Linked DNA regions of Homo sapiens: region 2 is linked to region 1. Evidence: read pairs that join two places in POLR2A ChIA-PET (ENCODE). Cell type or tissue: OCI-LY7. All regions are shown on one strand. Each heading gives the region's core, and the rest is flanking DNA. Links, peaks and the distances in the headings are about the cores only.

Evidence for each region. Peaks named below come from ENCODE experiments on the same cell type or tissue, not always from the same donor. Only the 100,000 strongest peaks of a DNase experiment are listed, where the experiment ranks them.
Region 2: POLR2A ChIA-PET joins it to region 1 with 7 read pairs; 4 of 35 experiments call an interaction of 5 or more read pairs at or near these places.

The regions. Positions count from the first base shown.
Region 1 is chr2:224,554,653-224,570,337 of GRCh38, reverse strand. It overlaps CUL3 (cullin 3), which reads left to right. Exons shown (of 16, transcript NM_003590.5): 2 at 12,482-12,679. Among named protein-coding and RNA genes, the nearest start is that of CUL3, 23 kb to the left of the region's middle. In OCI-LY7, for the core only: no CTCF peak of the experiment used is centred there; a DNase peak (open chromatin) is centred at 8,877; H3K4me3 peaks cover 1,225 bases; H3K27ac peaks cover 1,637 bases.
Region 2 is chr2:224,409,901-224,425,585 of GRCh38, reverse strand. No RefSeq gene overlaps it. Among named protein-coding and RNA genes, the nearest start is that of FAM124B, 16 kb to the right of the region's middle. In OCI-LY7, for the core only: no CTCF peak of the experiment used is centred there; no DNase peak of the experiment used is centred there.

The sequences.
Region 1 (15,685 bases), core at 6,412-11,411:
GTGTCCCACTGGGCTGTTTTTCTCAAAGCTTGGATCTTTGGCTACATTTTTGATGGTTGATGTTGCTTAAGGAATAATTGATGGATAAATGGTATTATTGCAGATGTCATAAGTAGTTGTATACTGTTTGGTCATCAAATAAGACTCCTTATCATTAACTGCAAATGGACTGTATTCAGATCATTTTTTTTTAATATTATCTATACATTGTGCCACGCATTGTAAGGGGTACAATAACATAAAGACCTTATCTACTGTGAGGTGCTTACAGTTTGGGAGGGAGCTTCCTTATGTAATTAATAGTTTAGTTGTATCAGATTTAAAAAATACTGCCATTCCTCAGATGCTTGTACCAAAGCTTTTTTTTTTTTTTTTTTTTTTGAGACTGGAGCTTGAAATTAAGATCAAGTATTTTCCCTTGTTTATTTTTTTTCTAGCTGTGTCATTCTGAATTGCCTGGAATTTCAAATTCTCACCCTTTCCCCCACCCACCCTGTTCTAAATTTTTTCTTGTAGAAAATTATTCACAGAGGACTAAAGACTTCTTGTCCTTTGTATGTAGTAGATGTTAAGAATTCACTTCTTTTCATTTAGTTTTAATTTGTCTCATGATGTAGTTCTCTCAGTAATCACAGAACCTTCAAGATGTGTAAGTATATAATAGACTGACATCCTTTCAAATTCAGGCATTTTGAAGGTTATATTTTTTATATCATCTGAAGTAATGTAAATGAAAAGATTTTGCTTTAAAGAAAACAAAGACCATTATAGATTTATTTTTGTTATTGATACTTTTCTGATGGGAAAATTGTAATCCTGGATTGGAGGGAGGTAAGGAGGCAAAGATCACTTTCAAAAATTAAATTCTTGACTTGGTTTTTGAAAGTCTTACTAAACTATAAACATTTAAGAATCCTTAATTATATTTTTCCTTTAAAAAAGCTTTTGTTTCTTTTTCTGCTGAATGAATTTAATTTGCTTGCTGATCATTTTGTAACTTGGCCTTCTTGGGGAAGGGTCCTGTATACATCTGATAATTAGATAGCAAATATTACATGTTTGTGTATATAGATGATAAATGTGTGTGCAGTTTATTTTATTGTTTTGCTGACGCATTAGTTGCTAGATCCCTTAGTGTATTTGCAGTTATTGCAACTTAATCAGTTTATCAATGGGATTAAAGCCCTGCTCAAGTAATTTAGAATGTTACTTTAAAAGAATGTTACTTCTCTTTTAAAAAATATATTAATACATAAAGTTAGAGCCTTTAAATTTTATTGCTCCTGGAATGAAGTATAGCTTAAAGTTTTTATTGTTAACATATTGATGAGGTGAGAGTTGAACATTTAGGCATTTAAAAAATTTTTCAGTAGCAGTTAATGTTGCTTCTGTGTCAGGGATGGGCAAGTGGAAAGATTAAAGCTCATTAGTAACATAATTATTTTGCCAAGGATGTTGACGTGCATTTGATGCCAAGACCCGATCATGTGTATGTATTAATCTGCACTTGAAGCCCATTTCATTTGATATGTAGTTTTTGGACTTATTTGATTTAGGGAAAGATTGTAGCTTATTGATCTGCTTCTGAAGGGCCTATTTCGTCTACCCTTTTTTTCCCAGTTAATATTTATTAGTAAAATTAATGATTAAGCAGCCTTCTGGGTGAGGCCTTTAGGTGAATGGGAAAAATCTGAAAATATTGCTTGATGTAAAATTTAAAAGTGTGTTACTTGTACACTACTTCTGTTAGAAAAAGATTTGATTATTTAAAAATTAGATTAATTGCTGAGGGTAAACACATTCAACCGTTTTCCTGTATCATTGTGCCTTATAAGTAAAAAGTTTGTGTTGTCAAAATTACATTGGTATAACATGGATAAAGTAGTATTCATTCAACAGACATTTGTTTACAACCTTCTGTGTGGCATTGAAGAAAAATGCATAATCTCTTAAGCTCATAGTCTAGTGGAGGAAGATGCATGAACAGATAATTCAGCTACATGGGAGTGTAGTGATGGTTACAAACTGTCACTAGTAGTTATAGACTATCACCACATTCCCATATAAACGAAAATACACTACAGTTTATTTAGTGTATAGTTAAGTAAATACAGTTTACACTATAAAATATCACGGAAGAACTGAGAAGGAGTTGTTAACTTTGCTTGAGGAGTTCAGTGAAGGATTCCTAGAGGTTATGACACCTAGCTGTGTTCAGAAGATATGTGTAAAGAATCAGATAAAGAAAAGGCAAAGCAAAGGAGGACCAAAAGCAGGGGGGAAAAAAGACATGGGAACTGAAATAAGTGGGGAGGGGCTGTGACAGTGATGGAAATAGAGTGAGAAACAGCAAGTTGTATATTTAAGAATTCCCATTGGTTTAATGTTGTTGGGAAATACATGTCAGACAGGTGTGGATAAGTGAGCATAAACTAGGTCTGTGCCTACTATGCTACCATAGAAAGGTTTTGAACAGGGTCATGGTGTGCCTATGTTTATTTTGATTGTGATTTTGAGGGAAGTAGATTCCATGAGGTTGGAGTTCATAGTGTTTGGAAGGCTCTTGCAGTGAACTAGGTGAAAGGTTTTTTTTTTTTTGAGACAGAGTCTCACTCTGTTGCCCAGGCTGGAGTGCAGTGGCACAATCTCGGCTTACTGCAACCTCTGCCTCCTGGGTTCACGCCATTCTCCTGCCTCAGCCTCCCGAGTAGCTGGGACGACAGGCGCCCACCACCACACCCGGCTAATTTTTTTGTATTTTTAGTAGGGATGGGGTTTCACCGTGTTAGCCAGGATGATCTGGATCTCCTGGCTTGGTGATCCGCCCACCTCTTCCTCCCAAGGTGCTGGGATTACAGGCGTGAGCCACCGTGCCCGGCCGAAGCCTAGAAGTTTTAACACCACCCTGGGCAACAAAGCAAGACCCCCATCTCTACAAAAAAAATTAAAAATATTAGCCACGCATGGTGGCACACAACGGTAGTCCCAGCTGCTCAGGAGGCTGAGACGGAAGGATCCCTTGAACCTGGGAGTTTGAGGCGGCAGTGAGCTATGATTGCACCTCTGCACTCCAGCCTTGGTGACAGAAGAAGACCCTGTCTAAAACAAAAACGAAAACAAAGAGAAAAACACCTTGTGACTAATCATCTTCGTGTGAGCAGTTTCTCTCTGTAGTGTAGTAAAAAGTTTTCTTTTGCGGTTTTCACATATTTTTCATTATGTTTAGTGGAAAACTGTAAACCTGGAATAACACGATGGAACCCATTCGACGTGCCCCCAGTGAACCTGGAAGTGCTCCCAAAAAGCAGAGAAAAGTCATGACGTTACAAGAAATTGTTGAATTGCTTGATGTGTACTAGATTAAGTTCTGCAGCTGTGGTTACCTGCCATTTCAAGGTAAATGAAGCCAGGACCATTGTTAAAAGGAAGTTTGTGAAGCCATCGCTACACCTGTGCCAGCTGGTGCAAAAACCTTGTGCTTTTTGCAAAATACTTTTTTATCTCATATTGAATATGCAGCTTGTATGTGGGTGCAGGATTGCTGTAAGAAAAGTATACCTACTGATTCTAATATGATTTAAGAAAAGCAAAGTCATTATATGACAAAGTCAAAGGAAGGTGAAGGATCTAAAGCTGGAGAATATAATGCCAGCAAAGGATGGTTTGATACTTTTAGAAAGAAGTTTGGCTTAAAAAATGTCAAGGTAATAGGAGAAGCAGCTTCTGCCATTGAAGAGGCAGCAGACAAGTTCCCAGACACCATCAAGAAAATCATTGGAGACAAAGGATCTGTCTAAACAGGTTTTTGATGTAGACAAAAGTGCCCTATTCTGGAAAAAAGTGCCACAAAGGATATTGACTAGTAAAGGAGAGAAGCACATACTAGGGTGTACAAGGCAGGAAGGGATAAGCTAACTCTGCTGTTCTGTGCAAGTGCAGTCAGGTTTTTGATCATGGCTGACTTTATCTATAAATCTACTAACCCCTGAGCCTTGAAGAGAAAAGATAAACACTAGCTGCCAGTCTTTTGGTTGTTCAAAAAGGCCTGGCCTGGACAGTGAGAACTCTTTTTCCGGATTGGTTCCATCAGTGCTTTGTCCCTGACGTCAGGAAGTACCTTGTCAGTAAGGGATTGCCTTTTAGTATTTTTTCTACTGGACAATGCACCTAGCCACCCAGAATCTCATGAGTTCTTCAAAACTGAAGGTGTTGAAGTGGTATCCTTGACCTTAAAGTGTTTTTAATTCAGCCTGTAGATGGGGAAGGTGGGGGGTCAATAAGGACCTTTAAGGCTCTTTAAACGCAGCAGTAGTAATCTATGGAAAAGATTGTCATTGCTATGGAAGAGAACCTCAATAGAGGGAACATGATGAAAGTCTGGAAGGGTTACACCATTGAAGATGCCATCATTGTTAAAAAGCCATAAAAGCCATCTAGCCTGAAATGATACATTATTGCTGTAGAAAACTGTGTCCAGATGTTGTACATGACTTCCCAAGATTTACAACAGAGCCAGTCAGAATCACGAAAGACTGTGGTAAAGTGAGGAGTGAAGGGTTTCAGGATATGGATCTTGAAGAAATTCAAGAGCTAATGGACATCACACCGGAAGATGACTTGATGGAGATGAGCGCTTCTGAACCAGTGACAGATGATGAGGAAGATGTAGAAGAAGCAGTGCCAAAAACCAAGTTGACATTAGAGAATCTGGCAGGAGGTTTCTGATACTCAAGAATGCTTTGACTTTTACGACATGGACTGTTTTATGATGTGGGCACTGAAACTTAAAACAAACAGTGGCAAAAGATTTGGGAACAGATAGAAACATTTTTAGAGGAATGAAAAAGCAGAAAAGTCAGGCAAATTACAATGTGTTTTTGTGAAGTTACAGAGTATGGCTCCCTCTCCTGCCTCCCTTTCTACCTCTCCCTCCTCCATCTCTTGTGCCTGTGCCACCCCTAAGACACCAACTACTTCTCTTCCTCCTACACCTCAGCCTACTGAATGTGAAGACCAGAAGGATGGGGACCTTTATGACAATCCACTTCCACTTATTGAATACCAAATACATTTTCTTTTTCTTACAATGTTCTTAATATTTTTTCTCTTTATTCTAAGAATACGGTGTGTAATACATGTAACATACAAAACAGGTGTTAATAGACTGTTTATGTTATTGGTAAAGCTTTGGGTCGACAGTAAGCTATTAGTAGTTGGGGGACTTAAAAGTTATACACAGTATTTTGACTGCTCAGGAGGTCAGTTTTTCCTAACTCTCACATGGTTCAGTGGTCAGCTGTATTCGGGATGAAAAAATGGGAACATATTTGAGAAATACCTTGGGGTTAATGTCAGTAGTACTTGATGATTGGATAAGAAGGAGATGAGAGATAAGAAAAAATATAAGGCTTATGTTTCTAGCTTGTATAATTAGGTAGTTTATATTGCCACAACTGAATTAGAGATTACAGGAAGAAGGTTTGGGCAGGTTTGGATGGTGAGTTGTCAGGGATTTTTGACATGATAAGTTTGATCTGTGTCTGGAGCTTTTGATTGGAGATGTGTAGCAGGTGGTTGAAACAAGAGTTTTAGACTTTGTGGGGAAGATCTGGGCAGGCAGTATAGATTTGGGAGCCACTAATGTAAATGCCAGTACAGAAGTCCCCACCCCATCCACAGGGAATCTGTTTATTCCAAGACCCCCAGTGGATACTTGAAACCATATAGCCCTGAGCCCTATATGTACTGTTTTTTCCTATGACGTTTAATTTACAATTTAGAAACAATAAGAGATTAGCAACAACAATAATAAAGTAAAACAATTATAACTATATTGTAATAAAAGAACATGAATGTGGTCTCTCAAAATATCTTGTACTGTACTTAACCCTTGTGATGGTATGAGATGATACACTGCCTATGTGATGAGATGAAGTAAGGTGAATGATAGTGGCCATACTTCTGTAGTTTTGAGTTGCGACAGCAAAACTAGTGCAGATTCTTTTTCCTTCTCCACAGTTTCGTGGATAGAAGAAGATGTGTTCTTTTCTTTTCTGAGACAGAGTCTTGCTCTGTTGCCCAGGCTGGAGTACAGTGCCACAATGTCAGCTCAGTGCAGCCTCCACCTGGGTTCAAGTGATTCTTGTGCCCTAGCCTCCCAAGTAGCTGAGATTACAGGTGTGTGCCACTGCACTCATCTAATTTTTATATTTTTAGTAGAGATGGAGTTTCATCATGTTGGCCAGGCTGGTCTTGAACTTGTGGCCTCAAGTGAACTGTCCACCTGGGCCTCCCAAAGTGCTGGGATTACAGGTGTGAGCCACCACCCTGGCGAGAAGATTTATTCTTAACATAGATCTTAGCAATCTCAGCATACCTTTTTTTTTCCTTATTAAGTAGAGAACTTTCACCTTTTCACTTAAAGGAAGCACTTTATTGCTTCTCTTTGGCATTTCTGAATTGTCAGCATCACTACTTTTGTGGTTTGGGGACAGTATTAAGTAAGATAAACATTGCCTGGACATAAGCATTGTGATTTTGATCTGATAAACCAGATGGCTGTTAAGTTACCAAGTTTTTAATGGGTGTGGGGTGTGTAACATAGTGTGGAAATGCTGGACAAAGATGTAATTCAGGATTCACATCCTGAGTGGGATGGCATGAGATTTCATCATACTACATAAAATGGCATGCAATTTAAAGTTTATGAATTGATATTTCTGGAATTTTTTATTTAATATTTTCAGGCAGTGGTTGGTTGCTAGTAACTTAAACCAAGGAAGGTGAAACTGTAGATAGGAGGACTGTTGTAGTTTATCTTCTTTAAGATATGGACAAACTTAGGAAATCTGATAGAAATTAGGGACCTACTCTCCAGAAAAGAAGTGCACACACAGTATACTTGGAAAGTTTTGTTTATTGTTTTAGGAACCTCTGGAATCCCTCTTAAGTTTTAGAACCCTGCATGTACGGATAATAGATGTAACCATGACAATGAATGAAAATACATAGAGACCCAGTAGAGAGTGACAAGAGCCAAGGACAGAGTTCTCAGGGTGAAAATGATTTAAATGGCTCTGGAAAAGTAGTATACAAGAGATGTAGGGGAATAATGTTTTCTAAAAGAAAGCTACGTTATACTGAGGTGCATTTATCATAGTGTTATTCTTAAGGTGCCTTTGTTTTAGCTCATATCTGTATATTTGCTAAGCTTGAAAAAGCTATATTTCTTTCTGACATTTATTTGATGACTGTCGATGAGCGTTCAAGAGATTCTATCATTGGGCACTTTCCTTTGTTGATGCATGAGGGATTATACTGTGCTCTGGGCTGTGTTAAATCTACTGACGTTCTCATTTAATCTTCATGACAGCCCTTTGAGATAGATGCTGTTATTGAACCCAGGACTTAATTTTCTCAAGGTCACATGGCTTGTGAGTAACAAAGCTGTGGCACAAACCTAAGGCTGTCTGACAGCAAAACCCATGTTCTCTACCAGTATACTAACTATGTTTACCAAGATAATCAGTGACTGTGATGTTACTTTACCATATTAGCACAATGGAATGTGACATTAGTCCACTGATTTGGACTAGGTTTTGGGATATATAAGTTCTAATCCCAGCTCTATGATTTTGGGTAAGTCATTTAATCTCTCTGGGTCTATTTTTCATTGTCGTCGTCTTTTTTTTTTTTTTTTTGAGACAAAGTCTTGCTCTGTTGCCTAGGCTGGAGTGGGCTGGCGCGATCTCGCCTTACTTCAGCCTCTACCTCCCGGGTTCAAGCGATTTTCCTGCCTTAGCTTCCCCTGTAGCTGGGATTACAGGCACGCACCACCACATCCGGCTATTTTTTGTATTTTTAGTAGGGATGGGGTTTCACCATGTTGGCTAGGCTGGTCTCGAACTCCCAACCTCAAGTGATCTGTCCACCTTGGCTTCCCAAAGTGGTGGGATTACAGGCGGGAGCCACTGTGCCTGGCTCTTCTTCTCATTTGTTAGAAAAATTTTTAACCTTAGCTATCACCAGAAGGAACATTTTTTCCTGCAGCCCCATCTTTTATCTATCAATAAGGCATTAATTTAAAAAGAAAAAAAAAACGCACTACATACAACCTTGTGTAGTAAAACAGCTCTTGATGTATATATGTGAAAATGGTTATGTTATAATAATGTGAGAGTACTTTTACAATGTTTGAAGCCTCTTGGTTTTATAGTTTTAAAATTCTTCAGCTTCTAGTAGAAAAATTTAGTAATTTACTCTGGGTAGAGACATTTTAATACTTTTTCTGGCTTTCAGAGGATCTTAGGTTATAGAGCCTGTAAAGATGATTTGATGTTTTGCTCAGCTATTAGCAGTATAGGTATCTTTGAGGCTTATAGTTGACATTAACTTTTCTCTTTTTTGAAATTGTTCTGAGTATTTTGCTTTATCTATTTGTTACTCAATGTCAAGAGATAGTGTCTTAGTTTGCTTTATTAGAACCTCAGCATATGTAGTCAACAAACTAAAACCACATTGCACGTACGTAGCTATGGTATTTGAGGCCATCATTATTACATGGCCTTGAATCTTCTGTTTGTGAAAAGTTAGCCGCATCAGTACATTTTATATGGATGACATCCTATCAGGATATCTGATTAAAAAGAGGTAGCAGTATAGGTGTAGGGGTAAATTCTTTTACAGTCATTTGATAAAAGTCTCTGACAGACTTAGGTCTTGGATAGGATTTCGGTAAAAGAAAAGAAATTGTTCTGTTAAAGTTCCTTCTCAAGCTCTTCAGAAAAGATCAGAATAACAAGATTCAGTTTGAGTCATTTGCTTAAGGATCGTCTTGATTGAGAGTTGAGCTGGTATTTTACTGCCAGGGTGACTAAAATAACTATTTTGCCTACTCCTTCCTCTTTTCACATTCATACACATCAGACGTGACTTGGAGAGGATTCCACTAACTCAGTAATTTTTATCCAGTTCAGATCAGAAGTTTGTGTGAAGCTGATCAATGTTGCTTAGGTTGTAAATGCAGAACTTGGAGATTTTATGTGGCATTTACAAAGGGGTCATTAGTCATATATTAGCAGAAAATCAGTCACCGAAGTATGAATCCTTGTTATGTGCCATATACTGTTTTAGAGGCTGAGGAATTTGGCAGTGAAAAAAAGATCCCTGCCTTCATGAAGCTGACATTTGGTTGTAGAGAGGGAGACCAGGAAAATAATGAAGAATGTGGGTTGGAGTTGGGGATCAGTAGTGAGGTGAGGCTGTTACTGTAAATAAGGTGGGCATTTAAAACTTCACTGTAAGATGACAGTTGAGTAGAGGTTTGAGCCATGCAGGAAACTGAGGGAAGAACATTTCAGACAGAAAGAATAGCAAATACGAAGACACTGAAATCAGCTTGTTTGATGTATGCCAGGGAGTGCATGGAGCAGAGCGAACAAAAGGAAAAAATGGATGAAGTTGAGAGATTATCAGATCGAATAAAGCTTATAGAACATTGTAAGGACTTTGACTTCAACTCCAGGGGAAATGAGAACTCATTTGAGAGTTGTGAGCAAATGAGTGACATGATTTGATTTATGCTTTTACATGGTCACCCTGGTTGCCTGATGATAGCAGGCCAGGAGTGGAGATGGAGACCAGTTGGAGGTGGTGGTGGTTTTACCAGGATAGTAGCAGTGGAAGTGGTGAGAAAGAGTTGAATTCTGGGGATACATTTTGAAGTTAGAGACAACAGCATTTTCTGTTGGAGTAGTAGTGGGGTCAGAGAGTAGTTAATTATGATCACAAGCATTTTGGCCGGAGCAGCTGGAAGGATGGAGTGGACATTTGTTCAGCTGGAAAAGACTTCAGGGGAAACCAACTGAGGGAAAAGATGAGGAGTTCTGTTTCAGGCTTGGTAAGTTTGAGATGCCTACTACGCATTAAAGTGGAAACATTGAGTAGGTAGCTGGATATATGACTCTGGCATGTACAGAGGGGGCCAGAGAATGTATCAATTTTAAGATTGATTTAAAACCATGAGAATAGATCAACTCCACCTAGAAAATGAGTGTGACTAAAAAAAAACAAAAAACAAAAACTGAGTGTGGCTAGATAAGAAATCGAGAACTTGAGCTTTAGGATTGGAGGTTTAGGTGATAATTAAGAGCCAGTAAAACAGATGAATAGGAGACAGAAGTAGAAGAAAAACAAGAGATTGTAGTGCTTGGAAGTTAAGTGAGGAATTTGTTTCTTTTTTTTCTTCTTCTTTTTTGAGACAGGGTCTTGCTCTGTCATCCAGGCTGGTGTGTAGTGGCGCAGTCTCCACTCACTGCAGCCTCGACCTCCCGGGCTCAAGCGATCCTCCCGCCTCAGCCCCACTAAGGAGCTGGGACTACAGGTGCATGCCACCATGCCCGACTAATTTTTGTATTTTTAGTAGAGATGGGTTTTTGCCATATTGCCCAACCTGGTCTTGAAACCCTGGACTCAAGTGATCCTCCCGCTTTGACTTTCCAAAGTGCTGGGATTATGGGTGTGAGGCACCATGCCTTGCCAAATTTGTTTCAAGGAGTAGGAGTGATCAGCTCTTTCAAATGCTGCTGGATAGGTAAGTAAGAGGAGAACTGAGACTTTGCCCATTAGATTTTGGCAATATAGAAGTCACTGGTGGCCTTCTCAAGAGTAGTTGCAGTGAAATGGTAGAGATGAAAGCCCTACTGGAGTAGATTCAAGATATAATGGAAAGATGGAACTTGGAGACAGTGCATGTACAATCTCCTCTTCTTGCCTGTGATTTTGCCATAAATGGAAAGAGAGATTAGATGGTGCTGAAGGAATATATGGGTTTGTGAGGATTTGTTTTTGACATAGGAAACTGACATTTTTTTTTTTTTTTTTTTTTGAGACACAATCTTGCTCTGTCACCTAGGCTGGAGTGCAGTGTTGTGATCTTGGATCCCTGCAAACTCTGCCTCCGGGCTCAAGTGATTCTCCTCCCTCAGCCTCCCGGGTAGCTGGGACTATAGGCATGCGCCACCACGCTCAGCTAATTCTTAAAAAATTTTTTTGTAGAGACAGGGTCTCACTGTATTGCCCAGGCTGGTCTCAAACTCCTAAGCTCCAGTGATCCTTCTGCCTCAGTCTCCCAAAATGCTAGGTAGGATTACAGGCATGAGCCAGTCCATGTGGTGAAACTGACAGTTTTCAGTATGAATGGAAATTATCTACCAGAGGAAAAATTTTGATGATGCTTAGATGTGTGATTACTAAGGGGAGGAGTTTTCTTTCTTTTTTTTTTTGAGACAGAGTCTTGCTCTGTTGCCCAGGCTGGAGTGCAGTGGCGGGATCTTGGCTCACTGCAAGCTCTGCCTCCCGGGCTCACACCATTCTCCTGCCACAGCCTCCCAAGTAGCTGGGACTACAGGCGCCCACCACCACGCCTGGCTAATCTTTTTTTTGTATATTTAGTATATTTTTTGTATATTTAGTAGAGACCGTATTAGCCAGGATGGTCTCGATCTCCTGACCTCATGATCCGCCCGCCTCGGCCTCCCATAGTGCTGGGATTCCAGACGTGAGCCACTGCGCCCAGCCAAGGGAGGCCTTTTCAATAGGTGGTTTGGCATAGAACTAGAGATTTACTTGTCAAATTTCATTCTGTATAATATTACATTGGGTTCTTGTTAAAATGTCGATTCTGTTTCTGTAGGTCTGGAGTAGGGCCCGAAATTCTGCACTTCTAACAAGTTCCTAGGTGTTGCTTATGTGTCTGGTCCTTATGCTATACTTCGAGTACAATAACTTGGCACTTTGAGCACAAGAACCTAGCAGGTTTTATTGGCATAAAATCAGGTCGGTTGGTGTGTGAATATGATGGGAATTTGTATAGTGTCTCATCGGGTTGTTTTTATTTTCTCAGTGGAATAGGAAGCAGTCATAATCATAGAGTGAGGATGGAGGAGGTGGTATAAAATCATCTAGAAGAGTAGAGTGAGTAGACTGACTAGTGGAATTGTGGGGTTGCATGAAGGCTGCACTTAACGTTAGTGGTTATGAATTTAAACTCAGATGGACCAAAAATATGGGCATATGTTATTCTTTGTTTTCTTTCAGCTATACGGATATATGTCAGGAGTATGTGGGCTGTTGGGATTTAACTTGGCAAGTATTTTGGTGGGAGAGAGATAAGGGGTAAGTGACTTACGGGTATATAAATCATTATGATTTTATTTAAAGTGAAGAGTTCTGCTCCAGGTAAGATTGGAGGGAGGTCTTAAAAGATGAGAAAGTGCTTCTAACAGATCTAGAACCTATTTTTAAATGTATCCTTTTTTTCCCCCTGTTAAAATAGGTTGTTAATGTTCTTATGTGTCATAGATTTATAATCATATCTATATAATACAATATTTACTATATATGGACAAATATAGAAAGACTTTCAACCATTGGTTTTTTTTTTTTTTTTTTTTTTGTCTCTTCTCTCTCTTGGATATTACAGATGACCATGGATGAAAAATATGTAAACAGCATTTGGGACCTTCTGAAAAATGCAATTCAAGAAATCCAGCGTAAGAATAACAGTGGTCTTAGTTTTGAGGAGCTCTATAGAAATGCATATACAATGGTTTTGCATAAACATGGAGAAAAGCTCTACACTGGACTAAGAGAAGTTGTTACCGAACATCTCATAAATAAGGTATCAAACTTTAAAGGACTGTTGCTAATACTATATTGAATGTAGAAAATCCTTTATACCATATTGCACTTTGACCGGAAGTGTTCTTTTTAAAGGTGCCAGAAGCCTATAGAAATTACTAATTCGTGACTGTTAATAAGCACTCATGAAAAATTTATAATCAGCTAAATCGAAAATTTGGATATTTGAGAGATGAAGTTTGTGAGCTATAATAAATGCTTTCTTTAAATCATAATGAAGCAAACTCAGTAATTCACAAATGCTTATTAATATGTTAATTACAAGGAATTTTTTTCCTTAAAATGATTTAATCAGCCCATTTTTACTTTCTCATTTTTCTGTATATTTGAAAACAATAAAACTACGTTGTTTAAAATATATTTCTAAGATGGATCACTAACTAAAATTGACTTTATTTTAACTGAGTTCTGTGGTACATTTGAATTTTTTTTAAAGATAAATTATTGTTGGGCTGTTCACATTATTAAAAATGGTTCTCTGATTTCAGAAAGATGTATTTTTTTAGAACAAATGTTTTTATAGAGTGAACTCTTCCAATGCATGTAAAATGTAATTTCATTTAGAAAATAAATTTTATTACAATGCCTTGCTTTAAGATTGTCAAATAAAATGTGAAATACCACACAGACTGATAAAAACTTCTCATAGTCTTTATGTGGTATTGGGGTATTTATTTTTTAAGTTTTATTTTGAAAAAAAAGTTTCATGAATAGCACGATGTGAACTCTTGTGTACCCTTCACCTAGATTCACCAGTTGTTTACATTTTGCTACATTTTTTTTGCCAGTTTTTCTATTGATATGTGTTATAATTACTGTTACCAATATTATTATTGCTGAACCATTAGAGAGTAAGTTTTAGATTTCATCTACCCCAAAAGACTTTGCAACATTTCTTTTAAGAATAAAGAAATCTTACTTAACCAAAGAACAATGATCAAAATCAGGCAGTTTAACAATATAATACTGTTGCCTAATACATTCCTTATTCAGATTTCACCAATTGTCCTGTTTAGTGGTGATTTCCTTTATAGCAATTTGTTTTCTGATCCAGGATCCAGTCCAGGATCTCATGTTCAGTTCCTCAGCCTTTCTTTGTCTTTCAGCACATTGACATATTTGAAGAGTATAGGTCAGTTGTTTTGTAGATTATCCCTCAGTTTTTGGTGTGTCTGATTGTTTCCTCATGACTAGTTTCAGGTTATGCATTTTTGGCAGGAATAATACATAAGTGATGTTGTGTCCTCAGTGCATCACATCAGGAGGCACTTGATGTCAGTTTATCCCATTATTGGTGATGTTAACTTTGATCATTGGTGTCCGCCAGATTTCTCCACTGTAAAGGTACCTTTTTTCCCTTTGTAATTCATAAGTAATCTGTTCAGATATATTTTGACACTGTATGAATATCCTGTTCCCTAGAAACTTTCATGTGATGGTTTTAGCATCCATTGATGATTCTTGCATGAATCATTATTACTATGGTGGTTCCAGAACAGTAATTTTCTATTTCTGCTCTTTCTTCTGTAATTTCTTTCTCTTAAAGGGAATTACATGAGCCACGCAGTTAGTATCTTATGAAGCAAGGTGATTGTGTTTTTCACACAATCAGCAGTTTTTTATTAAGTGCCTATTATGCACAGCTTTCAGTCATAATGTAGTGGATGCAAAGAGATAAGATACTATCCTTTCCTGGGGTTTTTATTGTGATGTGAGAGATGGATGATACACACATTTAGATAACCGTGTGAGGCATTATATAATTAAGTGGCAAGTGAGTTGCATAGGCAATAAATGGCTTAAGAATTCAAACGGAGGAGAGGTTGCCTTGGGATGTAAGATTTTATGGGAAAGAATGAAATTGAATTGAGCCTTGAAAAATATTTGGGATATATATGAACAGTGTGGTGGAAGGCATTCCATGATGGCAGATGTTGTGAAATTATATAGAGATGAACTGGTTGGTTAAACTTAGGTGGTAAGTAGAGTTTGACTGAGGCATATAATAATTACAGGGATTAGTGGATTGTAGTGTTACAAAGATGGTTTGGGAACAGATTGTAGAAAAATTTGGGTGCCAGACTAAGTAATTTGGACTAAACTGTAGACAGTTATTGGAGGTTTTTAAGTGGGTGAAAATGTGACAGAATATTTGAAGATGTGATTTTAAGTGGGTGATTATGTGGCAGCATATTATGAGGATGCTATAAATGTAAAATTGAGAGGAGGTTTATAAAATCAGGAGAAGACCTGGAAAGATCTGGGTAAAGTGATAGGCTAGAAATGAATGGATGATGTCAGAAATTCTAAACTTAAGTCTAGACAAAGATTGCTTACTGGGAGAATTATAGTGCCACCAATTGCAAATACTGTGAAGTAATAGTGGGAAACTGATTTGAAATGGGTAGAGAATATGATAAGTTTTGTTTAGATTATATTGAAAATGTTTATCCTTGGAAGATACCTTAGAAATCATTTTGCATGTGAGGAAAATTGAGTGTGAGATCATAGTAAGATGCCCAAGTAGAGATATCGTATGTTTGGAGACACATAGATTTAGAGCTTGGGCAGGAACTCAAAATTAGATGTGGAGATTTGGCATTTGGTAACGTATACTGAGGAACAAGTGTTGGAGTTCAGAAAATGAAGAGCCCAGAGCCAAGGGATGAATCTTAGGAGCAAACTATAGTAAGTAGGTGTGGGAAATGGAAAAGACCAATTTAAGAAATTTGGCATCAAAAGGACAAGTGGAAGAGTTTTGTTTAAAGCTGCTGAAGGAGAGAAGATTGGAACAGCTGAGTTATTGGATATAGAGAGTATGGGATTAAGAACAATGGAAAAGAAGTAAACTTGGAAGAGGGGCATGTTCTCATTCGTCAGAGGTTCTATAGGGAATGATAATTAACACAATTAACTTTTATTTAGCATTTACTGTGTGCTAGGCCCAGTTCTAGTGCTTTTACATGTTTTAACTTAGCTAACAGTC
Region 2 (15,685 bases), core at 3,553-8,552, 140 kb after region 1:
TCCATAGCAACTGAAATATTTGATTAATCAATAAGCTGTTTTGCCATTATCATTTAGAAATTGTAGTATACCCACCACAGCCTGCATTTAATAGTTTCCAAAAACTCTCAAAAGTATTTAATAAACAACTGTTATTTTGGCATATGATAATTCTAGGAAATTTGTACTTTCTTCCCCCAAACATCAAAATTTCCATTTGTTCAGCAATGTCATTAAATATGAAAAAATAAAAAGAGGAATATCACTCTTAAAATTATGATTTCTTTTTCATAAAAATACATATTTTTATGAAGAAAATGTGATTTAATTAAATTAATTAATTTATTTTTGAGATGGAGTCTCACTCTGTCACCCAGGCTGGAGTGCAGTGGTGCAGTCTTGGCTCACTGAAACCTCCGCCTCCTGGGTTCAAGTGATTCTCCTACCTCAGCCTCCTGAGTAGCTGGAACTACAGGTGTGTGCCACCATGCCCGGGTAATTTTTTTTGCGTTTTTAGTAAAGACGGGATTTTGCCATGCTGGCCAGGCTGGTCTCGAACTCCTAATCTCAGGTGATCCACCTGCCTTGGACTCCCACAGTGCTGGGATTTCAGACATGAGCCACCATACCCGGCCAAAAATGTGATTTTAATAATTGTGTTCTTTTTTCCTTTTATTTTTAGTTGGCACATAATAATTGTACATATTTATGTGATGGAGTGATATTTCAGTACATATATACAATGTGTAATGATCAAATAAAGATAATTATCATATGCATCACCTCTAACATTTATCATTTGTGTTGTGGGCATTCAAATTCTTGTCTTTTAGCTTTTTGAAAATATATAGTAAATTATTGTTAATTGTATTCACCCTACAGTGCTACAGAACACTAGAACATATTTTTCCCATCAGGCTGTAACTTTGCATCCATTAACCAACCTCTTTCTATCCTCCCCTTCCTCCATCCTTCTCAGTCTCAAATAACCACAATTCTACTCTTTACTTTTATGAGTTCAATTTTTTTCAGCTCCCACATGAGTGAGAACACGTGGTATTTATCTTTCTGTGCCTGACTTATTTCACTTAACATAATAATATCCTCCAGGTTTCTTGATATTGCTGAAGAAGACAGGATTTTATGCTTTTTTATCGCTGACTAGTATTCTGTTGTGTATATATACCACATTCTCTTTACCTATTCATCTGTTGATGGATATTTAGGTTGATTCCATCTCTTGACAATAGTGAATAGAGCTGCAATAAACATGGGGGTGTGGATTTATCTTTTATATACTGATTTCCTTTCCTTTGGATAAATACCCAGTAGTGGGATTGCTGGATAGTACGGTAGTTCTATTTTTAGTTTTTTTTTTTTTTTTGGAGAAATCTCTGTACTGTTTTCCATAGTGACTGTACTAATTTACATTCCCACCAACAGTGTATAAGAATTCTCTTTTCTCCATATCCTTGCCAGGATTTGTTATTTTTTGTCTTTTTGATGATAGCCAGCCTAACTGGGGTAAGATGATATCTCACTGTGGTTTTGATTTGCATTTCCCTGATGATTAGTGATGTTGAGCATTGTTTTATATACCTGTTGGCCATTGGTCTTCCTTCTTTTGAGAAACATCTGTTCAGATCCTTTGCCCATTTAAAAATAGGATTATTTGTGTTTTTTGCTATTGAGTTCCTTGTATATTCTGAATGTTGGTTCCTTGTCGGATGAATAGTTTGCACAACTTTTCTCCCATCCAGCAGGTTGTCTCTTTACTCTGTTGATTCTCGTCTTTGTTGTGCAGAATATTTTTAGTTTGATATAGTCCTATTTGTTTTTGTTTTTGTTGCCTGTGCTTTTGAAGTCTGACCCATAAAATCTTTGCCTAAGCCAATGTCCTAAAGTGTTTTCTTCTAGTAGTTTTACAGTTTTGGGTTTTACACTTAAGTCTTTAATCCATGTTGAGTCCATTTTTAAATATGGTGGGAGATAGGGATCTAATTTCATTCTTCTGCCTATGAATATCCAGTTTCCTAGCACCTTTTATTGAAGAGACTGCCCTTTCCCCAGTGTTTGTTCTTGGCGCTTTTGTTGAAAATCATTTCGCTGTAAATATGTGGACTTATTCTTGAGTTCTCTATTCTGTTCCATTGGTCTCTGTATCTGTTTTTATACCGATACCATGCTGCATTGCTTACTATAGCTTTGTATTATTAATATATTTTGAAGTCAGATAGTGTGATGTCTTCAGCTTTGTTTTTTTGCTCAGTATTGTTTTGAATCTTCATGGTCTTTTCTAGTTTCATAGAAATTTTAGGGTTGTTTTTTCTATTTCTGTGAAGAATGTCATTGGAATTTTGATGGGAATTGTATTGAATGTTTAGATTGCTTTAGTTATTATGGTAATTTTAATAATATTAATTCTTCTGACTAATGGATCAGAAGAATTAATGCCAGAATTAACGCATGGAATGTCTCTCCATTTTTTGTGTGTCCTCTTCAATAAGATATTAAGACTTTAGAAAACATTGTTAGAGGTGGCTGGTGTCAGTATTGAGAAGAAAATATGAAACATTTTAAATTAACATCTTTTGTTTTGTTTTGAGTTAGAGACTTGCTCTGTCACTCAGCTGGAGTGTAGTGGCGTGATCATGGCTCACTGCAGCCTCGACCTCCTGGGCTCAAGTGATCCTTTCACCACAGCCTCCCAAGTAGCTGGGACCACATATGTGTGGCACCATGCCCAGCTAATTTTTTGGGGGTTGGGGGGGGATGGAGTCTTGCTCTGTCACCCAGGCTGGAGTACAGTGGCATGATCTTGGCTCACTGCAACCTCCATCTCCCAGGTTCAAGCAATTCTCATGCCTCAGCCTCTTGAGTAGCTGGGATTACAGGCATGCATCACCATGCCCGACTAATTTTTGTATTTTTAGTAGAGACGGGTTTTCACCATGGTGGCAAGGCTGGTCTCAAACTCCTGGCCTCAAGTGATCCATCCACCTCGGCCTCCTGAAGTGCTGGGATTATAGGTGTGAGCCACTGTGCCCAGCCCCAGCTAATTTAAAAAAATATTTTTTGTAGAGATGGAGTCTCGTTGTACTGCCCAGGCAGGTCTCAAACTCCTAAGCTCAAGGAATCCTCCCACTTCGGCCTCCCGAATGCCTCCACAGGCATTAGCTACTGTGCCTGGCCTGATATCTTTTTTGTACAGTCAAATCAATATCAGAAGAGAGGAAAATGTCCAATCTGACTCCATTCACTTCATTATTTTAATACAGGTGGAAGTTGGGAGTAACTGTTGAACCAATTAACCAGGGGTCTTCTTTGTCTCCCTAGTGCAATTGGTCGTGATTAGCAAATATTTACTGAATGGAAGTGAATTCATTGAGCATTCCTTATGTGCACAGAACCATGCCAGGCATTGTCAAGAATAGAGCAGGATTATAAGGCAGGATCTCTGCAGCTTGAGGTTTATAGTCTCTCTGAGGAGATTATTGATGTAATGACCAGCAAATGATAGGCCGGAAGAGCATGTGCTATTTACGGTATTGAGTTGCTCAGCACTTTGCTCTGGCTCGTCTTCTCTCTTTATACTTACCCCATTGGTGACCTCACACAAAGCCTTTTATTGGCTTTGAATAGTGTCTTTATGCTGTTGACTCTCAAATGTGTATCTTCCACCCAATGTTCTTTCATCTGCATCTCAAATTTATACGTTCAAGACACCCTCCACCAAACCTTCTCCTTCACCAACTAGCATCCTCCCAGTAAACATCACCACCCACCTGGCTGTTTAAGCTGTGCAAGCCAGATACCTGTGAGTATTTTCATTTCTTCCCTTCTCTCATCTCTCACATCAAGTTTACCCCAAGCCTTATGGACCCCACCTCTTCTACCTCCCAAATAATTCCATTTATTTTCACCATCTATGCTGCCTCAATGCTAGATTGAACATCTATTGGCCCTCGCTGCATTAAAGTAGCAGCCTCTTAACTGGTCTTCTGACACAACCCATTCTCCTCTTAGCAGTTGATGTCAAAAACATAAATCGGATTATATCACTCATTTAGATCCTTTGCTAGAATCCATACAAGGGATAAAATTGCATAAACCTATATACATGTATACAAATGAATGAATGCATGTAAACGTTGGTAAAAGCTGAATAAGACCTGTATCTAGTTAATAGTATTGCACCAATGCCAATCTCCTGATTTTGATATTGTATTTTATATATATACACACACACATATATATACATATATACATATATATACACATATATACGTATACATATATACATATATATGTGTATATATATATATACACACATACATACACATGTAAGATGACACCACTGGGGGAAGCTGGATGAAGGGTACACAGAAATCTGTGTACTAACTTGGCAACTTCCTATGAATCTATATTTAGTTAAAAACAAAATGTTTTTTAAACACTTGCAATCATCCATTGGCTTCTGCTGCAGCAAATCCAACCCTTTACCACAGCCTGCAGAAGCCATTCCCTGCTGTGACTCCTGCCAACCTCCTTTGTAACCCCACCCAACCATATCATTCTCCTACCAGTTACCCTGCCTCAGCTACACTGTATTCCTAGCAGTTCCCAAAACACAGCAAATGCCTTTCTGTCCCAGGACATTTGTGTATGCTGCCCCAGCTGCCTAGAATGCTATTCCTATGGCTGGTTCTTCCTCATCTTTCAGAGAAGTCTTTACTGACATCTCATGTATACCAGAGCCCCACTAGGTTCTTTTCCTTAACAGAGCTGTTGTGAGTTGTAATGAGTACTAGCTTAGTAGTATTCATTGATGCTTATATTCTAGTGAGAGCAAGTGAAAACGCAGAGATCATATCTGCTTTATTTGTTAATGTATCCCTGTTCACTAGTATAGTGCTTGGCCTATAATCAGTGTTCAATACATAATTATTGATAAAAAGAAAGAAAGAAAAATAAATATGCTTTAGGGTCCCAGAAAATGGGGATATCAGTTTTGAAGGGAGCTTTCAAAAAGTTGCATGCAAGAGCTTGCTAAAATCCAAATTAACGCAGGGTATTGTGTTTGGTAAAATGTTGCTGGTGTGTGTGTGTGTGTGTGTACACATGTACAGTTAAGATTCTGCCTTTGAAATGTAAATGTATATCATGGATATGTACAGTTCTATTTTATGTTTTATTTGCTTTGAAATTTTGCAATCTATTATAAAATAAATTCACGAACTACTGCAAAATCTAAACACTTTGTTTTCACCAATGAACTTTGAATTCATTTGGACTCATTTTACCTGACATTTTTATGCAGGATAAAGGAGGGAGGTACTGCACTTAGGCTACTTTAATTTTTTATTTTTAAATTTTTTGTAGAGATGGGGTCTCACTTTTTGCTCAGGCTGGATTTGAACTCCTAGGCTCAAGCGATCCTCCTGCCTCAGCTGCCTGAGTAGCTGGAACTACAGGTGCATACTACCATGCCCAGCTTTGACAATTTTATTTTTTAAAAAATTTATTGTTTTATTTTTATAAAAGTTCTAAATGTACATTTCACGGTAATTTGGAAAATACAAAAAGATAAAAATGAAAAACATCATAGTTATTCCGTAATTCAGAGAGTCACATTTTTTTCTAACTGTTCTTCCTATAAAGATTTCTTTACCAAAATTAGAAATATGCTATGCATGAAATATTATATCCTTACTTTTATTTTTTTTCTTTTTGAGACAGAGTCTAGCTCTGTCGCCCAGGCTGGAGTGCAAGTGGTGCGATCTCGGCTCACTGCAAGCTCCACCTCCCGGGTTCATGCCATTCTCCTGCCTCAGCCTCCCGTAGCTGGGATTACAAGCGTCTGCCCCCGCGCCAGGCTAATTTTTTGTACTTTTAGTAGAGACGGGGTTTCACCATGTTAGCCAACATGGTTTCGATCTCCTGACCTCGTGATCCACCTGCCTTGGCCTCCCAAAGTGCTGGGATTATAGGCGTGAGCCACTGCACCTGGCCTATATCCTTACTTTTAAAATTTAACATTAACATAAGCAGTTTTACATCAGTCAGTAGTATTAGAAAGCAGCTTCTAAAATGATAATGTTGGCTGGGAGAGGTGGCTCACATCTGTAATCCCAGCACTTTGGAAAGCTGAGGCGGGCAGATCACTTGAGGTCAGGAGTTTGAGACCAGCCTGGCCAACATGGCAAAATCTTGTCTCTACTAAAAATAAAAAATTAGCTGGGTGTGGTGGCGCACTCCTGTAATCCCAGCTACTTGGGAGGCTGAGGCAGGAGAATCCCTTGAACCCAGGAGGGGGAGGTTACAGTGAGCAGAGATTGCGCCACTGTACTCCAACCTGGGCGACAGAGTGAGAATCTCTTTCCTGCACCCTCCCTACACACAAAAAAAGATAATTCCACAATTTATTTCACTATTCTCCTAGTGTATGGCTACATTCTAACTTATTATTATCCTATATGAAATTTAGGCATTTTTTTCCTACTTTTACAGATTCTCAATGTGACAATATTATCCTAAGCTTCCTGCACATTTATTTCCTTATTTTTTCTGGAGAGAAATGTTAGTATTTGGTTCTGGTTTCCCAAGCTTCAAGTTGGAGAGAAAAGTGGAGGCAGTGGGTTAACTTAAATTTCCAGAGCATTCCTTTGCATCAGTGCAAAGTTAAAATTTTTGGATAGATACCTGTATTTTGGCTGGTCCCATGGTGCTGGAGGAATTTAGGGCATGATTAAAAGAGATGAAAGGAAACAGTGTCAAGACCTAGAAAATCTAGTGTGTTGAGCCTGAAAACAGGATTTCAAGCTTAGTGAATTCCACATTCATGGCTGCATATCTGGTCAGATTTAGGCCACTGGGTAAGCATCTATGGAAGATATCACTGACATTTAAGATATATATATATATTTTTTTTTTTTTTTTTTTTTGAGACGGAATTTTGCTCTTGTTGCCCAGGCTGGAGTGCAATGGCGTGATCTTGGTTCATTGTGACCTCCGCCTCCCGGGTTCAAGTGATTCTCCTGCCTCAGCCTCCCAAGTAGCTGGGATTACAGGCATGTGCCACCACACCCGGCTAATTTTGCATTTTTAGTAGAGATGGGGTTTCTCCATGTTGGCCAGGCTGGTCTCAAACTCCTGACCTCAGGTGATCCGCCTGCCTCGGCCTCCCAAAGTGCTGGGATTATAGGGATGAGCCACCGCACTTGGCATAAGATATATATTTTTCAACCTGAAAGCAAATGAACAACTGAAATTACAATAGGCTGATAGGTTTTCTAGAAAAGTAGTCATTTTTATTTTTAATGAGGTAGATGATAACTACTATGAGTCAAATAAGTATTTTTGGCTCTTTCATCTGTGTCTTAAAGTATTTAATTTCAAAATTATGTTGACTGAACACAGGAAGAAATTTTTCACAGGTTTGATTGTGGTGAAATACAGTGCATTAATAACAAGGTAAACAATGTCAGAGCCAAGCGTGGTGGCTCATGCCTCTAATCTTAGCACTTTGGGAAGCCGAGGTGGGAAGAGCACTTGAGCCCAGGAGTTCCAGACCAGCCTGGGTAACACTGTGGGACCCCGTCTCTACAAAAGATTTTTTAAAAATTTAGCCGGTGTGGTGGTGGACTTGAGGTCCCATTTCTCGGGAGGCTGAGATGGGAGGATCACTTGAGCCTGAGAGGTCAAGGCTGCAGTAAGCCATGATTGCGCCACTGTACTCCAGCCTGGGTGACAGAGTGAGATCCTATCTCAAAAAAAACAAGCAAGCAAGCAAACAAACAGACAAACACCAATGTCATGTGTGTGTTTGTATGTGTGTGTGTGTGTTTATAGACAGAAAGCTTTAGTGTAGAATTATATATTCTGCAGATCATGGAATCCAATATATCCCTGTAGGTTGGAAGTTTCTTCTTAGACCTCTTAAGAGCCTATGTGGTGACTGGGGACAAATCAGTAACTTCAGAACAATAAAGCCTGGCATAAATATTCCTATCTTCAAAGCTGCAGTTCCAGTAGAGTTAAATTCCTTTAACACTGTATTTCCTGTTGTTCAGGAGCCTGCATTGATCACAGAGATAGGAATCTCACAGTGCTTGTGTCATGCTTTCCTTTGAAGGCATGCTTGGGTGTTAACTAATTACTAGGCGAATGGACTATTGTTTCTAAGATTTTTTTTAAAAGCATGTTTGTTGATATTATGATTAGGCTATTTACAGAAATCTTTTCAAGACATTTTCTGAGTATCTCTCTGTAAAATCAGAAATAAAATTAATATAGATGGTAGAGTGGAGAGCAGCGGTGTTAGTTAGCTCTTTTGACAAGAATGTGGTGCTAATGAAGGCACCATTCCCTGAAGCCCAGAAAAACAATTCCATCCATACCAAGTGGATAATTCTCCCAACCTTCACCAGCTTTCTCAAAACTTGAGGCTGTTTGTCATGAGAGGAGCAGGGTCAAGGGAGAAAATGGTGCAGCCCAAACTTACCTTCCCCATGGCTCTCCTCCTGGCGATGAGTTGTCATCATGACCATTTTTGAATATGATGACTTTCTTTTTAGTTAACAGAGAGTTGAAAATATGCCTCATTAATTAACACTGGCTTTACCTTGCAAATGCCAGGTATCAGCTGTCAAAGCTAATACTTCAGGTTAACACAAAGAGGACATAGTCTGTGCTCACAGAGAGAGGACCTGCAAGGTGTTGCGTGCCTGCGGGAAGCCCTGGGGGTGGCAGTTGCAAAGCCGCCTCTTGTCCAACAGTCAGTGGTTTGCTTTGGCCATGGCTCTCACTGCATCATTGCAAGCAGTCAGAAAATGTTCATTGATGAGATCAGGAACAATGATGCCTGCCCTTTCAAAACCACATCTGACTGTCTCTCCACCTTCTAGCCCACCCAGAGGAGAATCCATAGCTGGCATAACCTATAAGTGGAGAAAAGGAAGCTAAGAAAGGATTTGCTGGTCATGTCTTTAACGCTTTGAAAAGTATATTGTCTAATTTACTGGGAGAACCTAACTGTGGCTTTTTTTCCTCCATGCTTTCTCCCATCATGTTTACTATTACTGCTTTATTGCTTGAAACCATCACACACACACACACCGCCAAAACCAAGTGTCATTGGTGACATTTTTTTCGTTTTCATTTTCTTTTTCTTCCTTTCTTTTTTTTTTTTTTGAGACGGAGTCACGCTCTGTCACCCAGGATGGAGTGCAGTGGTGCAATCTCGTCTCACTGCAACCTTCACCTCCCAGGTTCAAGTGATTCTCCTGCCTCAGCCTCCCAAGTAGCTGGGACTACAGGTGTGGACCACCACACATGGCTAATTTTTGTATTTTTAGTAGAGACGGACTTTCACCATATTGGCCAGGCTGGTCTTGAACTCCTGACCTTGAGATCCATCTGCCTCGGCCTCCCAAATTGCTGGGATTACAGGTGTGAGCCACCGTGCCCGTCTGGAGATATTTTAAAATAAAAACAAAGCTATAAAAATATACATTTATGAAATTTCAAATGATCTCTACTTTCAAATGATCCTAATACTCAAATGTAAAGTGTTTCATTTCTTTTAAGAAATATAGCTTCCATGGTACTGGAGAGTTTTACCATTTACTATAAGAGTAAATGGACATGGTAAACCAATTCAAGGGATGTCAAATAATGGCTGCTCTTTTCCTTAATGAAATCTCAAGGTCTGTTTGCTTTGGATGGCCAATGAGCATAGTAGACTTTAATTAGCTAATTTATTTAATCTACTATTTTTCTTAAAGTTATCATAGATATCATGATATTTCTCTCCTAAGTACTGACTATGCATCACTAAAATGTAAGAACATTTTCCTACCCACCTACAATACCATTATCACATCTAACAAAATTAGTAGTAATTCCTCAGTAGAATTTAATACTCATTTTTTTTTCAAGTTTCTCCAGTTGTTCCTAAATGTCATTTACAGTTGGCTTATTTGAACAAGATCCAGTCAAGGTCCACATATTGTGTTTGGTTATTATAACTCTTAAGTCTCTTTTAACCTAGACTAGGCCCTTCCCTCTGTCTCCACATCATTGACTTAACAAGGAAATCTGGCTAGCTATTCTGTAACACTTAGCCTTATTTTATTAATTGTTAAGCATGAAGGCAACAATGGGCACACTAGTCTTGCCATCTCAATAAAAGTTGGTATCGTTATTACATAATTGATCACTTAAACCTAGGGTTTACTGAAACCCAAACTCAAGAGCAGAGAAAACGTAAAACAAAATAAAAACCCTGGCCAGGCACGGTGGTTCACGCCTGTAACCCCAGCAGTTTGGGAGGCCGAAGCAGGCAGATCACCTGAGGTCAGGAGTTTGAGACCAGCATGACTAACATGGCGAAAACCCATTTCTACTAAAAATACAAAAATTAGCCAGGTGTGGTGGCACGTGCCTGTAGTGTTGGATACTTGGGAGGCTGAGGTAGGAGAATTGCTTGAACCTGGGAGGCGGAGGTTGCAGTGAGCTGAGATCACACCACTGCACTCCAGCCTGGGTGACAGAGGGAGACTCTGTCTCAAAATAAAATAAATAAATAAAGCCCTGACCTTGACCTGAGTACAGTTCTACATGTAGTTGTTCTATAGCAAACTCCCTTTGATTATTCCATGAATCTGAGTCAATGGGCACTTTTCACTGATTCGGTGCCCAGTTCCTTTGAATGCCTACTGTGATTTCCTTCTACCTGTTCTTCATTCTCAGTTCACTTTTCAGACAGCCAGCAAGCTTTACACCTTGGTTGCTTTTAGGTATGCAATTCCCTCCCAGCTCTATAAGTTATCTACCTGGTAAGAAGAGTGTAGTAAGTGGGAAGATGTTTCCTGAATTTACCTTTCAGTGGGTTATATCTGGTCTGCTTCTCTACCCTATTCTCATATGGAAAAGAAAGTCCCCATGACAGAATGGCAAATTAGTACTAGTATTCTCTCCAATAACTTTAAATTTTCCAGGGGGCATGCACTGGGAATGTGGGGCAAGGGTTCTTCATTCATAATGAAAGAAAATTGCTGTTTAAAAAATGTGGCCAGGTGTGGTGGCTCATGCCTGTAATCCCAGCAATTTGGGAGGCTGAGGTGGGAGGATAGCCAGAGTTCAGCAGTTTGAGACCCATCTGGGCAAAAAAGCAAAACCCTATTTCTTCAAAAACTAAAAAAAAAAAAAAAAAAAAAAAAAAAAAATTAGCTGAGCATGATAGCACCTCCCTGTAGTCCTAGCTACTTGGGAGGCAGAGGTGGAAGGATTGCTTGAGTCCAAGAAATCAAAGCTGCAGTGAGTTATGATTGCACAAATGCACTCAGCCTTGGCAACAGAGCGGGACCCTGTCTTTCTCACTATATATATGACTCCTACATGAAATATTTAGAAACTTATACCCACTGGTTAACTAGTATGGGTTAAGTATTATTATTATATTTTTACATCTGTAGACTAAAGTGCTTCCATTAGACTGCTTTCTAGTTGCAGTTAAAACCATATTAAACTTGGGTGAGCTGAGGCAATCTATTTTCTTTAGTCTTATACTCTCAATCTAAAAGGTCAGGAAATTGGACTAGACTTGTTTGTTTGTTTGTTTGTTTGTTGCGTTATTTTTGCGGGAGGTGGCGGTTTTTTTTTTTTTTTTTTTTTTGAGACAGGGTCTTACTCTCTCGCCCAGGCTGGAGTGCAGTGGCACCATCTCAGCTCACTGCAACCTCCGCCTCCTGGGTTCAAGTGATCCCCCCGCCTCAGCCTCCTGAGTAGCTGGGATTACAATTGCATGCCACCATGCATGGCTAATTTTTGTAATTTTTAGAGACAGGGTTTCACCATGTTGCCCAGGATGTTCTCCAACTCCTGAGCTTAAGTGATCTGCCTACCTTGACCTCCCAAAGTGCTAGGATTACAGGTATGTGCCACTGCGCCTGGCCCTGGACTAGACTTCTAAGGTCCCATATAGCTGTTGAGCTTGATGACTTAAGACATTAATAGCAACCACAATTTTTTCATTTTGTCTCTTCCCTCCTCCCATTTGTAGCCTCTTCTGACAGGCTCTTGCCTTTCCGTGTGTAGGGAGCCTCTGTAATGGTTAAGGAGCCAGGAGTCAAGAAGTCCCTGCCTGTTCTTGGCCAGGTGAGGTAGGTCACACCTGTATTCCCAGCACTTTGGGAGGCTGAGGTGGGTGAATCACCTGAGGTCAGGAGTTTGAGACCAGCCTAACCAACACAGTGAAACCCCATCTCTACCAAAAATACAAACATTAGCCGGGCATGGTGGTGTACACCAGTAATCCCAGCTGCTGGGGAAGCTGAGGCAGGAGAATCACTTGAACCCAGGAGGCAGAGGTTGTAGTGAGCTGAGATCATGCCACTGAACTCCAGCCTGGGTGACAGAGGGAGACTCCATCCCTCCCGTCCCCCCGCAAAAAAGTCCCTGTTCTTAATCTTCAAGTAAGACTTTGCTGAACAGATAATTTCTATCCTATAGGCTTTAGATTTCCCTTATATAGAAACTACTCAGCTTTCTACTTAAGAACAATAAATCCAAATGCATTTATGTTAAAATGTGTGTTCTCATAAAGTCGCTCAGAACTGGTTGGATTAAAAATATGGAGCAAGCACATACAGTAGTACCAAATGAAATCACTGAAATTCAGTACACACATTGCCTACGCTAAAGAAAGGAAAGCATTGTCGGGCACAGATCCTGTGCCAGGGACATGCAAGCTCATTATCTCACTAATCGCCACGAGCTGGCTGGCCTGTTTTGGGAATGAGCAAAGCCACTTGGCCTTGTGCATAACACAGCGAGGATTCCAGCTCGGGTCCTCTTCCCACCCAGACCAGTTCTCTTCCCACTGTTCAAACTCAGCTTTTAAAGTTGTGTATTTGAGCAATATTATTGTTTATATTTAGACTGTGTGTAATTCAAGAGCTGCCCCCATTTTTCTCATGTATTATCCCACAAAATAGATACCACAGATAACTTTAGAAAGCTTTTCAAAATGATTCATATTTGGAGGAAAACTCAGCCACAAGATATTTGTACCAGGCAGCCATAGAAACCACAGTCTCAGTTTGTGTCTTATAAAAATTCTGTAATGAAGCTGAATAGACCAAAATTCCTGTTTCAGGCTTTAAAAATGGATTGGTTATTAATGTGAATGGTTATTTCCTCCTCTTCTATTTTCGCTGTCTGGTCGGCACAGCCGTGGCCTTTTCAAGCAGCTGGGATATAAATATAAAGTGGGAATGGAGGCCCATTAGGAGTAGAAGAACAGCTGACGGAGCAGAGCAAAGCGCCGGGCTCTGCAGGGCCAACCGACCCGTCCAGGCACGCTAGTTTCGGTTGGATTGACTAGTCAGCTTTATGTGGAACAGGCTTTAATGATTTACAGGTTGGCATAAGAAGCCTTGTTTCTTTCCATGAGACGGTCCATCTCTATTTGTAATCTACGTGGTAATTAAAGCCAGACTTTTTGACGGAGCATCATCTTTGGCAAATAGTGAGGTGTGGTATTAGCCCCTTTCTAGCTTATTTTTAAAGGTGCACCTTAAGTGTTTAAAAATTGTCTATGGTTTGAAGTCAGTTGGCGTCATCCTTACCAATTTATAGATGTGTCGCTTCATAAATGCAAGTCCTTAATTTGGAAAGGCACTTGTCTAAAAGCAAAGTGAACATTTATAACAACATTTGTAATTTCTCTTGCAAACCCTTGGAAGGATTTTTGTTTTTGTTATTTTGTTTTGTTTGTTTCAGGAGGGATCATTTCTTAAACTTCTCATGAGGGAGGATTGCTGTTGCTGATTAATGATGGTTGACTTACGACTCAAACTGTGGACAAAGAGCTAACATTTTTCTATCAGGGGACTAGAGGTCATGTAATGCATCAAGTAGAAAATTCACCATATATATTCAGCTCCCACCTTACGGCTGCACACATTTGTGAAGTGCCCACTAGGTGCCAGGCATTGTGCCAATGGTTGGTTGTATAGATATGATCTTAGCCCTCCAGGAGCACACAGCTATTTTTCCCAGTTCAGTGAATCCCATTTTTTTTGGTAAAATTTAAAAAAAGGATATATTTTTTAATATATATTCATTCTTTTTTCTACTACAATAATTAGAGATTCTTTTGCCATTACATAGCTAGATGTCATATGATGAAAACTTCTATTCTCCCGTTTTCCACTTGTTTCTCAGTTTTCTCATCTGTAAAATGGGCATAATGATAGTACTTACCTCATAAAGTTGTGGTGAGGATTAAATTAATTAGTATATATCAGTGTTTAAAACAATACCTGGTACAAAGTTAAGTGTTCAATAAGTACTAGCAACTATTCTCATTGTCTGTCCAGTAATTATCTGGATTTGCTGCTTCTCTGGGTTACTGGGAGCATTCTGAATCACATGGCATTTTTCCAGAGGCTCCTCCAACAAAAGCCTTCTTGCCAATACCCTAGCCAAACTTGTTCTTGAAGAAATTCCTATCTTAGCACATGGTACCGTCAGTTACATAAACCAGCCCTTCATTCCACCAGGCTCCCACCTGCCACAGGGCATTTGCATAGGCCGATTTTGGCCCACTTCTCCCAGTTAACTCCTGCTCCTCTTCAAAGATCACAGCTTAAGCTTCTTCTGCTAAGATGGTCTCTGACCTCCATGAATAGGTCAAATCCTGTGTAACTTGTCTAGCATTTGCTACAGGTGCCATGTTACTTTAAGGATTGTCGAAGTATTTGATTAATATCTGACTTTCCCACCAGAATATAAGCACCATGAGAGCCAGGGCTGTATCAATTTTTGTTAATCATGATATCTGCTGCATCTAGCCCAGTTCCTGAACTACACAGCAGTTGTTAAGAAACATTAGAACTGGGATTCGAAGGCTATAGTTCATGTGTTATTCAAATTGGTTCATGCATTATTTATTATTTAATTACACATCTAATACATGGTGTTTATTAGATGTGTAATTTATCTGTGATAATAATGCAGAAATATAGGAAGTAAGAAATGAACCTGCTCTTGGACCCTGTGATTTTATCTCCCAGAGGTATTTACTATTGATATACTATGAATACAAGTTTGGCTGATATTCTTCCAGACTTTTTTTCTATGTTTACCAATCATACACACATATACATATGCACATATATAGTTCTTATAGGAAAAAGAATCATATCCTATACGTGCTTTTGTTTCAACACTGTGATGAACCCATCTTTTGAGGTGTGTGCGTAACAAAGAGGTCTAAAAGATCATACAATGAGTACTTCTGTACTTACTACCCAGCTTAATAAAGAAGTATTATCAATGCACTTATCTTATTCCCCTACACACACCTGAGGCAACCCTCAACTTGAATTTGCTGTTTCTCATCCCCAGGATTTTCTCTATTCTTTGATTACTGAGGTTTATATCTATAATCATTGGAGAGTTTTTTCATATTTCCAAATTTTATATCAATGGTATAATTCTGTATGCACTTTCTGCAACTTGCTTATTTCACTCAACATTATGTTTGCAAGTTTCATTCGAAATAAAATGGGGAGCATTTATTTTCCTTAACATAAATACGTTACTGTAAGAATATAATATAATTGATGATCTATTCTTCTACTGGGGTACATTAATTTTTTAATTTTTTAATTTTAATTTTTTTTTTGAGACAGAATCT